Regions from separate parts of the Homo sapiens genome. Here region 2 is linked to region 1. A link is a contact called in ENCODE Hi-C or POLR2A ChIA-PET data. All regions are on one chromosome and are shown on one strand. The core of a region is the stretch at or near the end of the contact, and the rest is flanking DNA. Distances in the headings are between cores, read along the strand shown.

Region 1 (6,316 bases), core at 2,278-4,777:
ACTACAGGCACACGCCGCCATGCCCGGCTAATTTTTGTATTTTTAGTAGAGACGGGGTTTCACTGTGTTAGCCAGGATGGTTTTGATCTCCTGACCTTCTGATCCGCCCGCCTCAGCCTCCCAAAGTGTTGGGATTACAGGCGTGAGCCACCGCGCCCAGCTGGCAATTGCACTTTTTTAAAATTCTGCACTCTAGGAGGCAGAGGTGGGCAGATCACTTGAGGTCAAGAGTTTGAGACCTTGGCCTGGAGTGGTGGCTCACACCTGTAATCCCAACACTTGGAGAGGCCGAGGCAGGTGGATCACCTGAGGTCAGAAGTTCGAGACCAGCCTGGCCAACATGATGGAACCCTGTCTCTACTAAAAAATACAAAAATTAGCTGGACGTGGAGGCAGGAGAATCGCTTGAATGCAGGAAGTGGAGGTCACAGTGAGCCAAGATTGCACCATTGTACTCCAGTCTGGGCGACAAGAGTGAAACACCGTCTCAAAAAAAAAAAAAAAAAAGAGTTTGAGACCAGCCTGGCCAACATGGTGAAACCCTGTGTCTATGAAAAAAAAAATTGGCTGGGCATGGTGGTGCACACCTGTAATTCCAGCTACTTGGGAGGCTGAGACAGGAGAACAGCTTGAACCCAGGAGGCGGAGGCTGCAGTGAGCCAAGATTGTGCCGCCACTGCACTTCAGCCTGGGCAACAGAGCAAGACTCCATCTCAAAAAAAAAAATCTGAAATACTTCAGGCATGCAAGTATTTAGCATTCAGTATTCATAATGTAAGAAAAACCTATGAAGCACAACCCAGTTTAAGTAACACAGGCAGGGCAGGGTGCAGTGCCTATAATCCCAGCACTTCGGGAGGCCAAGCTGGGAGAATCACTTGAGGTCAGGACTTCCAGGCCAGCCTGGGCAACACAGTGAGACCCTGTCTTTACAAAAAATTTAAAAAATAGGCCCAGTGCGGTGGATCATGCCTGTAATCCCAGCACTTTGGGAGGCCGAGGCGAGTGGATCATCAGGTCAGGAGATTGAGACCATCCTGGCTAACACGGTGAAACCCCATCTCTACTAAAAAAATACAAAAAATTAGCCGGTCATGGTGGCATCTGCTTGTAGTCCCAGCTACTCAGGAGGCTGAGGCAGGAGAATCACTTGAACCCGGGAGGCGGAGGTTGCAGTGAGCCAAGATCACACCATCGCACTCCAGCCTGGGCTACACAGCGAGACTCTGTCTCAAAAGAAAAAAAAAATTAAAAATAGCCAGGCATGGTGTGTGCACCTGTAATCCCAGCTACTTGGGAAGCTGAGGCAAGAGAATCACTTGAGCCCAGGAGTTTGACGTTATGATTATGCCACTGGACACCAGCCTTGGTGACAGAGAGAGGCCCTATCTCTAAAAAAGAAAAAAAAAAAAGTGGCCAGCCACGGTGGCTCCCGCCTGTAATCCCAGCACTTTGGGAGGCTGAGGTGGGTGGATTACCTGAGGTCAGGAGTGTGAGACCAGCCTGCCCAACATGGTGAAACCTGGTCTCTACTAAAAATACAAAAATATAGCCAGGCATGGTGGTGGCCGCCTGTAATCCCAGCTACTGAGGAGGCTGAGGCAGGAGAATCACTTGAACCTGGGAGGCAGAGGTTGCAGTGAGCCAAGATCACGCCACTGCACTTCAGCCTGGGTGACAAAGCGAGACTCCGTCTCAAAAAAAAAAAAAAAAAAAGTAACACAGGAAATAAAACCAAGACAAGATGAGCTCTCTGTGTCTCTGTGTGTCCCTCCCCAGACCCAACCCTGGCGTCCCCCAGAGGTAACCCCTCCCAGGAACTGGGCGTTTGCCACTCCCCTGCACGGGTCTACACCTCTGCTACAAACGTGTGTCCCTAAGCAGCGGACGCCTTTTGAAAACAAGTCAACTGTATCATGCTACGATATTTTTTCTGATGTTTGTGCTGTTTCTGAGACAGCCTTATGACACCTTCCCCTATTCTGTAGCATTCTGTTGGCTCACTTTGCCACAGTGTATGCACCCATTCTCCCACAAATGGACTTTTCATTTGCTTCTCAATGTTTGCTACCAAAAATCTCCCTGCAATAAATTTATTTTATATATCCCCTTGTATGTGTGTGAGGGTCCCCTAACTGCTCACAAATATCTCAGCAACTCCGCCCTCCCCACTCAGACCTCATTTCCCTCCTACCAGACATGCTCAAAGGAAACTGGGAGCAACACAAAGATGACTTTGAATCTCTGTCCACCACCCCTAGACTGTATGACACCCGCAAGTGACAACCTCCCCTCTCTGGCCTCGGTTTCCCCCTCTGTAAAATGGGGGATGGCCTACCTTGCCAGTCATGGCAGGTCAATATAAAACAACTTCTGGCTGTGCACAGTGGCACATGCCTGTAATCCCAGCACTTTGGGAAGCTGAGGCAGGAGGATTGCTTGAGGCCAGGAGTTCAAGACCAGCCTGGGCAATATAGCAAGATCCCATCCCTCTTAAAAAAAAAAAAGAAGAAAAATATATGTTGTTGTTGTTATTATTGTTATTATTAGAGACAGAGTTTCGCTTTTGTCACCCAGGCTGGAGTGCAATGGTGTGATCTCAGCTCACTGCAACCTCCACCTCCTGGGTTCAACTGATTCTCCTGCCTCAGCCTCCTGAGTAGCTGGAATAATAGGCATGTGCCACAACATCTGGCTAATTTTGTATTTTTAGTAGAGATGGGGTTTCGCCATGTTGGCCAGGCTGGTCTCAAACTCGACCTCAGGTGATTCTCCTGTCTCAGCCTCCCAAAGGGCTGGGATTACAGGCATAAGCCACCATAGCTGGCCTGTTTTTTTAAAAAAAGAATTCCAGTAAAGAGCTGATCATGGTTCTCACTCCTTGAATACCAGGAACACCATCTCGTATCACATAATGAGACAGGGAGACATTCTGGTCCTCATCTCACAGATGAAAAATGTCAAGCTTCGAAGGATCAAAGTGCCCACCTAGTCACACGGGTAGTCAGCCACAGGTCAGCCTGCCTTATTTATTCTTCATGAGTATTTATAGTGACTAACATTTACTGGGCGCCTACTGTGGGCCATTTCTGTGCATGTGACAACCCCTTTAAGTCCTTGTTTCTAATCCCAAGAAGCAAGGAAATGGGGTCAGGGAAGGGACAAGGTTTGCCCAAGTCCAGGCAGGGGGAGAGGTCAAGCTCAGAACCATCACCTGCCCATGACACATGCCCAGGACTCAGGTTCCCTAGGCTTCCTTCCAAAGGCTCAGCAGTGACGAGCCAGCCCTTGAACCAGCCTCTTCCCCCACCCAAGCAGCCACCTCTCAGGGGAATTGTGGCCACCACAGGTGCAGGGAGCAGTTTCTCTCCACTCACAGCCTGAAGCATACCCGGCAGGGGCTGTCCCCAGGCCCAACAAGCAAAGGGCCCAGTAGCGAGGGCCACTGGAGCCCATCTCCGGGGGGCTGGGCAGGAAGTAGGGTGGGGTTTGGGGTAGGGATCTGGTACCCTGGGACTGCTGCAACTCAAACTAACCAACCCACTGGGAGAAGATGCCTGGGGGTCCAGGAGTCCTCCAAGCTCTGCCTGCCACCATCTTCCTCCTCTTCCTGCTGTCTGCTGTCTACCTGGGTATGTGGCCAAAGGGCAGGAACTGGCGGGAGGTGGGGGAAGCTGTGGAGGCTGCAGAGAGGGCACAGGCAGAGGGAAGGGGGCTCAGGGAAAGGGGAAGAGGAGGCAGAGGATAGGGGACCCAGGGAAGATGCCTATAGAAATCGTATCTGTGCCAAGATGGGCCAAGGTGGGGCTGGAGGGAGCCCAGCGAAGGAGAAGGGGCGTCCACAGTCTCACACAGGGAGGCAGGAGCAAGAGTCACCTCCCCCACCTCCTGTTCCCCACAGGCCAAAATAAGGAACTAAAGTTGCTCTTGACTGAGCACCAGGGCTGGGGGCAGGAAGGGGACTTAGGGGTAGCAGCATTCAGCGTCTGTCAAGGGGAGAAAAAGCTTTCTCTGCCTTAAACCTCAGGTGCCTCTCTCTGTTGGGAGTCCCTTCTCAGCACTGGGGGAATGGGTGTCTCATGGACTCCCCCTCACCTGCTCAAGGACAGCTGGCAGGGGCTGTGGCCACGCTAACCCAGGAGTTCAGAGAAAAAGGTTCCCCACCCAAGGGGACACTGGGAGCAAGGATTGGAGTTCACGTCTGAGTCTTAAGCCCGTGACGATGAGGGTGCTCGGCCCCTCTCCCCATCTCTTCCTCCTTCTCTCTTCCTCACCTCCCTCCTCCACCTACCTCCAGAAGAGGGGACTGGCCATGTGGGAGGCCTGGCTGAGAGCTGGGGCTTCCCAGAGGAGCCCGGATTGGACACTGCAGCCAGCCTGAGCCGCCTCGTCTCACTCAGAGACACCCCCAGTCTCCACCCCGCTCTGAGCCCCTTCAATCACCAGCAGCCCAGCCCAAGGACTGAACTCACCCCTGACCCCTAGGTTGACACATACAACTTACAGAGAATGAGGGCCAGGCACAGGGTCACAGGCCAGGGCAGGCCACAGACTGGCTCCTCAGCCCAGGCAGGGAGAGGCCAGGGAGCCAAGAGTTTGAACCCAGTGCCACTCCTGACTGCCTGGTGATGCTGGCAACCCGCCTGCCCTCCCAGAGCCTCAGCCATCCCTCCTGTAAAATGGGGCTAAGGAGAGAACCTACTTCTAGGGTTCTGTGAATGATTACACAAGAAAAAGCGCCAGGTGCTGGGCCTGGCTGAGGCTGGGGTGCAAAAATGGACCGGGAAGGCTGCGGGAGGAGGGGACGCCTGCACTGCTTCTGGAAGGAGCTGTCTGGACAGCGGTCCTCCAGTGCCTGGAACAAACATCCAAAATCCAGAGAGTTCACAGGGCCAGAGTACAAAGTGGGTATGCGGGAGGGGGGCAAGAGATGGCGCTGCAGAGGTGAGAAGGGCCTCCCAGGGGTCTTACCATCCCAGGGAGTCTCATTCTCCTCTCCCAGGATATCCTCACCCACCCCAACCAGGTATGTCCTCTCTCCTTCCCAGGGGCTTCTTCACTTTCCCGCATCCCCCCTCTCCCCAGGATGTATCAGCCCCTGTCAGGGGCTCTCTCTCTCCCTCCCCACCCAGGAGAGTCCTCACCCTCTTCCCAGGAGTGCTGGAACTGCAGGGGCCAGGGCTGGGGAAATGTGTCACCATCCCCAGTCCCTGACCCACCCACCCTGTCTCTCCACAGGCCCTGGGTGCCAGGCCCTGTGGATGCACAAGGTCCCAGCATCATTGATGGTGAGCCTGGGGGAAGACGCCCACTTCCAATGCCCGCACAATAGCAGCAACAACGCCAACGTCACCTGGTGGCGCGTCCTCCATGGCAACTACACGTGGCCCCCTGAGTTCTTGGGCCCGGGCGAGGACCCCAATGGTACGCTGATCATCCAGAATGTGAACAAGAGCCATGGGGGCATATACGTGTGCCGGGTCCAGGAGGGCAACGAGTCATACCAGCAGTCCTGCGGCACCTACCTCCGCGTGCGCCGTGAGTGGCCCAGCCCTGGCCCCTACTCCCACTGTCCCGCTGGGGACACTCGGTTTATCTTTGAAGTGGGGATAGAGCCAGTACCTTCAATGTGGGTTTCAAACCGGCTTGGACAGAGGGACGGACATTCTCCTCTGCAGAGTGGGGTCTCTGGGGGGTCTGGGGCCTTGCAGGAGGTGGGCGGGGCCAGGAGGCTAGGGAGGGCAAGAGGGGCCAGGGCTCTGAGCCATACTACCTCCTTGCAGAGCCGCCCCCCAGGCCCTTCCTGGACATGGGGGAGGGCACCAAGAACCGAATCATCACAGCCGAGGGGATCATCCTCCTGTTCTGCGCGGTGGTGCCTGGGACGCTGCTGCTGTTCAGGGTGAGCCCCCTCGGACCTCTGAGTCAGCCGGGCGAGGGCCTGGGCCGAGGGACCCCCAATACCCAGGTAGCCCTCTAGAGCCTGAGGTTCCCCATCCAAAACTTGGGAGAATGAAAGCACCCACCATATAGGGGCTGTGGGAGTTAAATGAATGAATATAAAGAAGGGACTTGAACTGGCGCTGAGCCCAGGGGGTGTCTTCAATTTAGTTTCCCCTTCTGGGCTGTCCTCACGTCCACCTCCCCCCAAGAAGAGTCTCATTCTTCTCCCTAAGAGTGTCCTCACTCCCCTCCTGCCCTCACCCAGGAGTGTGGTTACCCTCCAGGTGTAGCCAAGACCAGGGAAGGTGGGGCCTGGTCCTCCCAGAATCTCTGATCTGTACCAGCCTCTCCTTAGGCACTACAGAAAGTGTGA
Region 2 (5,936 bases), core at 1,199-3,698, 1.7 Mb after region 1:
TCTGATACTTCCTGGCTGGGATGACCTTCCCCTCCACACTTCATTTTCCTCCTCTGTACAAGGATGATAGTAGCACCTCCTCTTAAAACATTGCTATGGGGATTAAATAAATTAATGCACATAAGGACAGTTTCCAGTGTATAATAAGTGCTAGCAATTAATACTGTAATTAATATATAACAATACCCTCACTGGTCTTCTGGCTTCTACTCTGCCTTCTTAAAATCATGGTTCTTGAAAATAGCTGTGGCCCTAGAGGTTGGGCGCGGTGGCTCACACCTGAAATCCCAGCACCATGGGAGGCCGAAGTGGGCGGATCACCTGAGGTCAGGAGTTTGAGACCAGCCTGGCCAACATGGTGAAACTCCATCTTTACCAAAAATACAAAAAAAAAAAAAAAAATTAGCCAGGCGTGGTGACGGGCACCTGTAATCCCAGCTACTCAGGACGTTGAAGCAGGAGAATCACTTGAACCTGGGAGGTGGAGGTTACAGTGGGCTGATATCTCGCCACTGCACACCAGCTTGGGTGACAGAGCAAGACTCCGTGCAAAAAAAGAAAGAGGTGGGCACAGTGGCTCACCCCTGTAATCCCAGCACTTTGGGAGGCCAAGACGGGTGGATCACGAGGTCAGGAGATCGAGACCAGCCTGGCCAACATGGTGAAACCCTGTCTCTACTAAAAATACAAAAATTAGCTGGGTGTTGTGGTGAACACCTGTAATCCCAGCTACTTGGGAGGCTGAAGCAGGAGAATCGCTTGAACTCGGGAGGCAGAGGTTGCAGTGAGCCAAGATTGCGCCACTGCACTCCAGCCTGGGGGACACAGCGAGATTCCATCTCAAAAAAAAGAGAGAGAGAGAGACCGAAGTGTCACTTCAAACTAATACAATGTGTGGAGCTCATTTAGATCTTAAGTCAAGCAAATCAAGTGTAATAAAAAGATATTTATGAGATATGATGTTTGACATTTAGCTTCAGAATCATTTGGGAAGAGTGGATGGGGGGTAAATCAAACAATACTGGTCATGAGTGAATAATTATTTTAAAAACTTTTTTTTTAAAGATACGGGGTATCACTCTGTTGCGCAGGCTGGAATGCAGTAACACAATCATAGCTCATTGCAGACATGAACTCCTGGGTGAGTCCCCACTCCCTACCCCCGTGAAATAGCTGGGACTACAGGCTGCCATTAAGCCAGACTTTTTTTTTTTTTTTTTTTTTTTTTTTAAGATGGGGAGGTGTCTCACTATGTTGCCTAGGCTGGGATTTTTGTTTGTTTGGGTTTTTGGTTTTTTTGTTTTTTTGAGACGGAGTCTCACTCTGTTGCCCAGGCTGGAGTGCAGTGGCTTGATCTTGGCTCACTGCAACCTCTGCCTCCCAGGTTCAAGCCATCCTCCCACCTCAGCCTCCGGAGTAGCTGAGATTACAAGCGTGTGCCACCATGCCTGACTAATTTTTGTATTTTTAGTAGAGACGGGTTTTCACCATGTTGGCCAGGCTGGTCTCGAACTCCTGACGTCAGGTGATCCGTCCACCTCCGCCTCCCAAAGTGCTGGGATTACAGGCGTGAGCCACCGTGCCTAGCCCCCGTCTAGTTTGGAAATCCTGGGCTCAAGTGATTCGCCCGCCTCTGCCTCCCAGAGTGCTGGGATTACAGGCATGAGACAGGGAGCCCGGCCTAGGCACTTTCTAGTCTAAACACTTTCCATTGATTATCATATTTAATCCTAAAAACGCTCCATTTTATAGATGAGGAAACAGGCCTAGAAAGAGAGCTAGAAAGGGTCACACGGCTAGAAAGTGGCACAGCCGTATTCCAAACCAGTTACCCAGGCAATCTGGCTCCAGAGTCCAAATAACCCCGCCAAACTCCCAGGGATCGCCAGACCTTGCGGGTTATCGGACTGAGACCCACCCATGCAGAGGACTTTTATGGGCATTTCCTGGTCCTTTCTGCACCAGGCAGGAAGGTGCACCGCCACTGCTCGGGAAGAATGCTAAGCTGCATGCCACCCCAGGCCTGGCACCAAGAGCATGGGCCAGGGCACCTCGGGACCACCCAGGCTTCCGAGGGGGAAGGTAGATGGGTGCGTGGCTGAGAATCTTGAATCACCCAATAGCGAGGTGTGCCAAGGCGCTGTGCAAATAACGTGCCTTTTATTGGGCACTGGCTCTCTTTGAGCCCGGAGTCCCGCCCCCGCCCTCTCTCGAAGAACTGGCCAGACTTTTTGCAAACGCCTTGAAGGGTAGAATTAGCAGCGAGCTCTTGAAACTGCCTCTGGAGATGGAACTCAGCGGAATTCTCGAAAAGAAGAGGGACATTAAAAAGACGGGTGCATGCACTGATTTCCAAGCGCAGTTTGTCCATGTTAGTCTTGTACATGCTTGACTCCAGTCAGCCACCGTAGGCCCCGCCACCGGCGGTGCACTTTCTGTCGATACGGTAGCTTCGCGCTTGCTCACGAACTTGCCTGCCTGGCTGGCGCACCCAGCCCCTCCTTCCATTCCTTCTTCCCCCTCTCTGCAGCCTCTGCCAGCCCGCACTGCGCATGCTTTCTGACGCCCCCTTTGGTCCAGCGTGGGAGGAGGGGATGGAAATGAGGTTGGGCTAAGCAGCTTGCGCGCGCTCCCTTGCCTGCCCTCCCCCGACGCCGGACGCGCGCCGGGCGGGGCAGCTCCGCTGGTCCGAGGGCAGTGCAGCAGCGGCGACAGCGGCTGCGGCCGTGGCCGTGGCGGGAGGAGCCGGAAGCCCCGCCCCCGGGGAGGGGCCGTCCTGCAGGTGAGGGCGCAGGGGTTCGGGCGCGGATATTGGCTTGCAGGCTGAATGCCAGAATCACCCCGAGGGAGATCGGTTGTGGTCCGGACGCCTAGATTCTGGAGATGCTGGAGGGACTGTGCATTGGTGCCAGAGCCTCGGGAGGGTGCATCGGTGCCTGAATGTCTGATTCCGAGGGGTGCATTGAATCCTTTACGCTTGGGACTCTGAGGGAAAAGTCCATTAGGGGTCTCTGGACCGCGACGCATGCCAGGTTCCTTCCGTATCTTCCTCCAGGTCCCCCCTCTATCCTCCACGGCCCCATCCAAGCCAGGGATGAAATTTAACGGCAAGAAGGGCGCAGTTGACGCGGCGTCAATGAACTGAGACTAAGTCAAAAGCCGGGTAAAGCTAGGTCTTCGACGTGAAGCCCCGCCCACTGTGCCCATAGGCCCCTCCCCTGGGACGGTGATGAAAGACCTGCCCACTCCGCTCGAAGGCCCCCGCCCCCTGGGTCTAGTTTCAGAACAAGACTTTTTTTGTACAGCCCCGCCCATTCCAGGACTGCAGGGTCTGGTGGGGAAGGTCCCGCCCACTCTGCGCATAGGCCCCGCCGGCTCCGCGCTTAAGACGGCCGCTGAGTTAGTTGTGGAGACTCCGCCCACTCTGCTGAAAGACTCCAACCCTGGGTTTAGATAGCGAAGGGACTGCCTCTGGCTTGAATTTGCATAGCCCCGCTCACTGTGCTCTTAGGCTCCGCCTCCCCGCTAAGCCTGCCCCCGCCTTAGCATCCCATACTTGCAGACCTTGCTCCTAAACAGTGTGATCCCTCATTTTAGGCCCTCCAACCCTATCCCCATCAGCCTGGTCATCACCGGCGTCACCCCCGCCCCGCGCCCTGCCCCTAGGTTCCTGTGCCAGCAAGATGCTGGAGCGAGGCGCGGAGTCCGCGGCCGGGGCTACCGATCCTAGTCCCACTGGCAAGGAACCAGTGACCAAAGAAGGTGAGAGTGCCCCGCCTGTGAGTAGGGAGCATTCTCCAGGAACGGGGGCCAAAATAATCACATTCTGGGGGAATCTCAGGGTGAAAATTTGAGGGCCCTAGGGTGATGACTATTTGGGATCCCCAAAACTGCCACATTCTGGGAAATCCTCCCATTTGGCTCAGAGAGAGCCTCAGTGACCATTTGCTAAGGCTCAGGAAATGAGCCTTACAGAAGGGACGGGTCAGGGATGACATGCGGGATGTCAGGGTGATCACTGGGAAGATACTAGAAACGGATACCTTGGTAGCTTTGAGGAAGCCTTAGTAGCTTTGGGGATCCAGGAAAGTAACCCTTTGGAGTCCCTCAGAATGACGCCTGGGGGGAGGGGGGAGCAGAAACATGCAATTTGGGGAGTCTCAATGTGATGCTTGAGGTGCCCAGGTACACTTGGAGGAGCCCCACGAATATCAAAGTCGTGGCGGAGCCTGGCCTAGGCCCAGGGCGTTGGCTGCTTCCTGGAGCCCACCAGCCCTCCTGTCCCCCAGCTCCCCACCAGGGCCCACCGCAGAAGCCCAGCCAGTCAGCTCCAGGGCCCACCGCGTCCGCGGGCTCGCCTCCCCGGCCTCGCCGGCGGCCCCCGCCCCAGCGCCCGCACCGCTGCCCCGACTGTGACAAGGCCTTCTCGTACCCGTCCAAGCTGGCCACGCACCGCTTAGCACACGGAGGCGCCCGACCCCACCCATGCCCAGACTGCCCCAAGGCCTTCTCCTACCCCTCCAAGCTGGCAGCCCACCGCCTCACGCACAGCGGCGCCCGCCCGCACCCGTGCCCACACTGCCCGAAGTCCTTTGGCCACCGCTCCAAGCTGGCGGCTCACCTCTGGACCCACGCACCCACCCGCCCCTACCCGTGCCCCGACTGCCCCAAGTCCTTCTGCTACCCTTCCAAGCTGGCGGCCCACCGCCACACGCACCACGCCACCGACGCCCGCCCCTATCCTTGCCCGCATTGCCCCAAGGCTTTCTCATTTCCCTCCAAGCTGGCCGCCCATCGCCTATGTCACGACCCCCCAACCGCGCCCGGCAGCCAGGCGACTGCCTGGCACCGATGCTCCAGCTGCGGCCAGGCCTTTGGCCAGAGACGCTTACTGCTCCTTCATCAACGCAGCCACCACCAGGTGGAGCACAAGGGGGAGAGAGACTGAGCCCTCCCTTGGCTCACTGTCCCCTTCTGCCGCCAGCCCTAGCCAGTAAGAGGTGGGATTTCTAAGACCGACTGTATGAGCTCGCCTCTTCCAGATAGCTGGCAGAGGGCAGGGCAAGGGATTGGCCATTTATACTGGGCTCGAGCTCAGAAGCCCGAGGAACTCTTTGCTCCCCTGCTTTGGGGAGATCTCAAACCATGGACGTGGAGCTGTGGTTTGACAGCGCTGGCTCTGCTTCTCCCCACACACTTACATGGCAAAGGTAAAAAGTCTGCTACTATCGTGGGTTGATGAGGATTGTGGGCAAACAGGCTCTCTTGTTAAAAGTTTAAACTGGTGTCTCCACTTTGGCCATATGACGGTATCTAAGAAATTGAAAATACATACATGCTTGTCTCAACTCTTCCACTTGTAGGAATTTATTCTATAAACTCATGAATGTGAAAAAAAAGCATAGTGTTAAGGGTGTTCACTGCAGTGCGACTGTTGTGGCCAAAGACTGGAAGCAACTCAAGTGCCCAAGAACAGGGGACCGACTATTGAATTACAGCCATGGAATGGAATAGGTAGCCATAGGAAAAAAGGAAGCGCTATATGTACTGATGTGGAAAAATCTCCGATACACTAGGTGATAAGAGCAAGAACAAAGGGTATATACCACTGACCATTTAAAGACATTCAAAAGCCCAAGCTTCAGGCTGGGTGTGGTGGTTCACGCCTATAATGCCAGCACTTTGGTTAGCTTGAGGCCAGTTCAAGAGCAGTCTGGGCAACATAGCGAGACACCATCTCTACCAAAAAAAAAAAAAAAGCTGGCTGTGGTGGCATGTACCTTAGTCCCAGCTACTTGGGAGACTGAGGAAGGTGGATCACTTGAGCTGGCAGGTCAAGGCTGCCATGAGCTGTGATGGTGCCACTGCCTTCCAGTCTGGGTGACAGAGCGAGACCCCATCTCAAAAAGAAAAACAAAAAAAGCCCAAGATTCAGA

What was found. A loop is a pair of places that touch in the nucleus more often than their neighbours do. ChIA-PET counts read pairs that join two places held with the same protein, here RNA polymerase II (POLR2A). Pooled maps may share reads with other maps.
Region 2: a pooled map shows a loop between it and region 1 (3-fold over the local background). The contact joins the promoter of ZNF575 here to the promoter of CD79A in region 1. A Hi-C loop is called at or near these places in 4 of 50 pooled maps. POLR2A ChIA-PET finds 5 or more read pairs at or near these places in 2 of 52 experiments (HEK293 and activated CD8-positive, alpha-beta memory T cell).

The regions. Positions count from the first base shown.
Region 1 is chr19:41,873,752-41,880,067 of GRCh38, forward strand. It overlaps CD79A (CD79a molecule), which reads left to right and starts at 3,528. Exons shown (of 5, transcript NM_001783.4): 1 at 3,528-3,632; 2 at 5,239-5,538; 3 at 5,784-5,902. The coding sequence starts at 3,554. RefSeq lists an enhancer at 2,193-2,262 and a silencer at 3,670-3,729.
Region 2 is chr19:43,530,740-43,536,675 of GRCh38, forward strand. It overlaps ZNF575 (zinc finger protein 575), which reads left to right and starts at 2,449. Exons shown (of 4, transcript NM_174945.3): 1 at 2,449-2,782; 2 at 3,056-3,163; 3 at 3,598-3,762; 4 at 4,290-5,348. The coding sequence starts at 3,684. The coding sequence ends at 4,948. RefSeq lists silencers at 416-587, 2,555-2,864.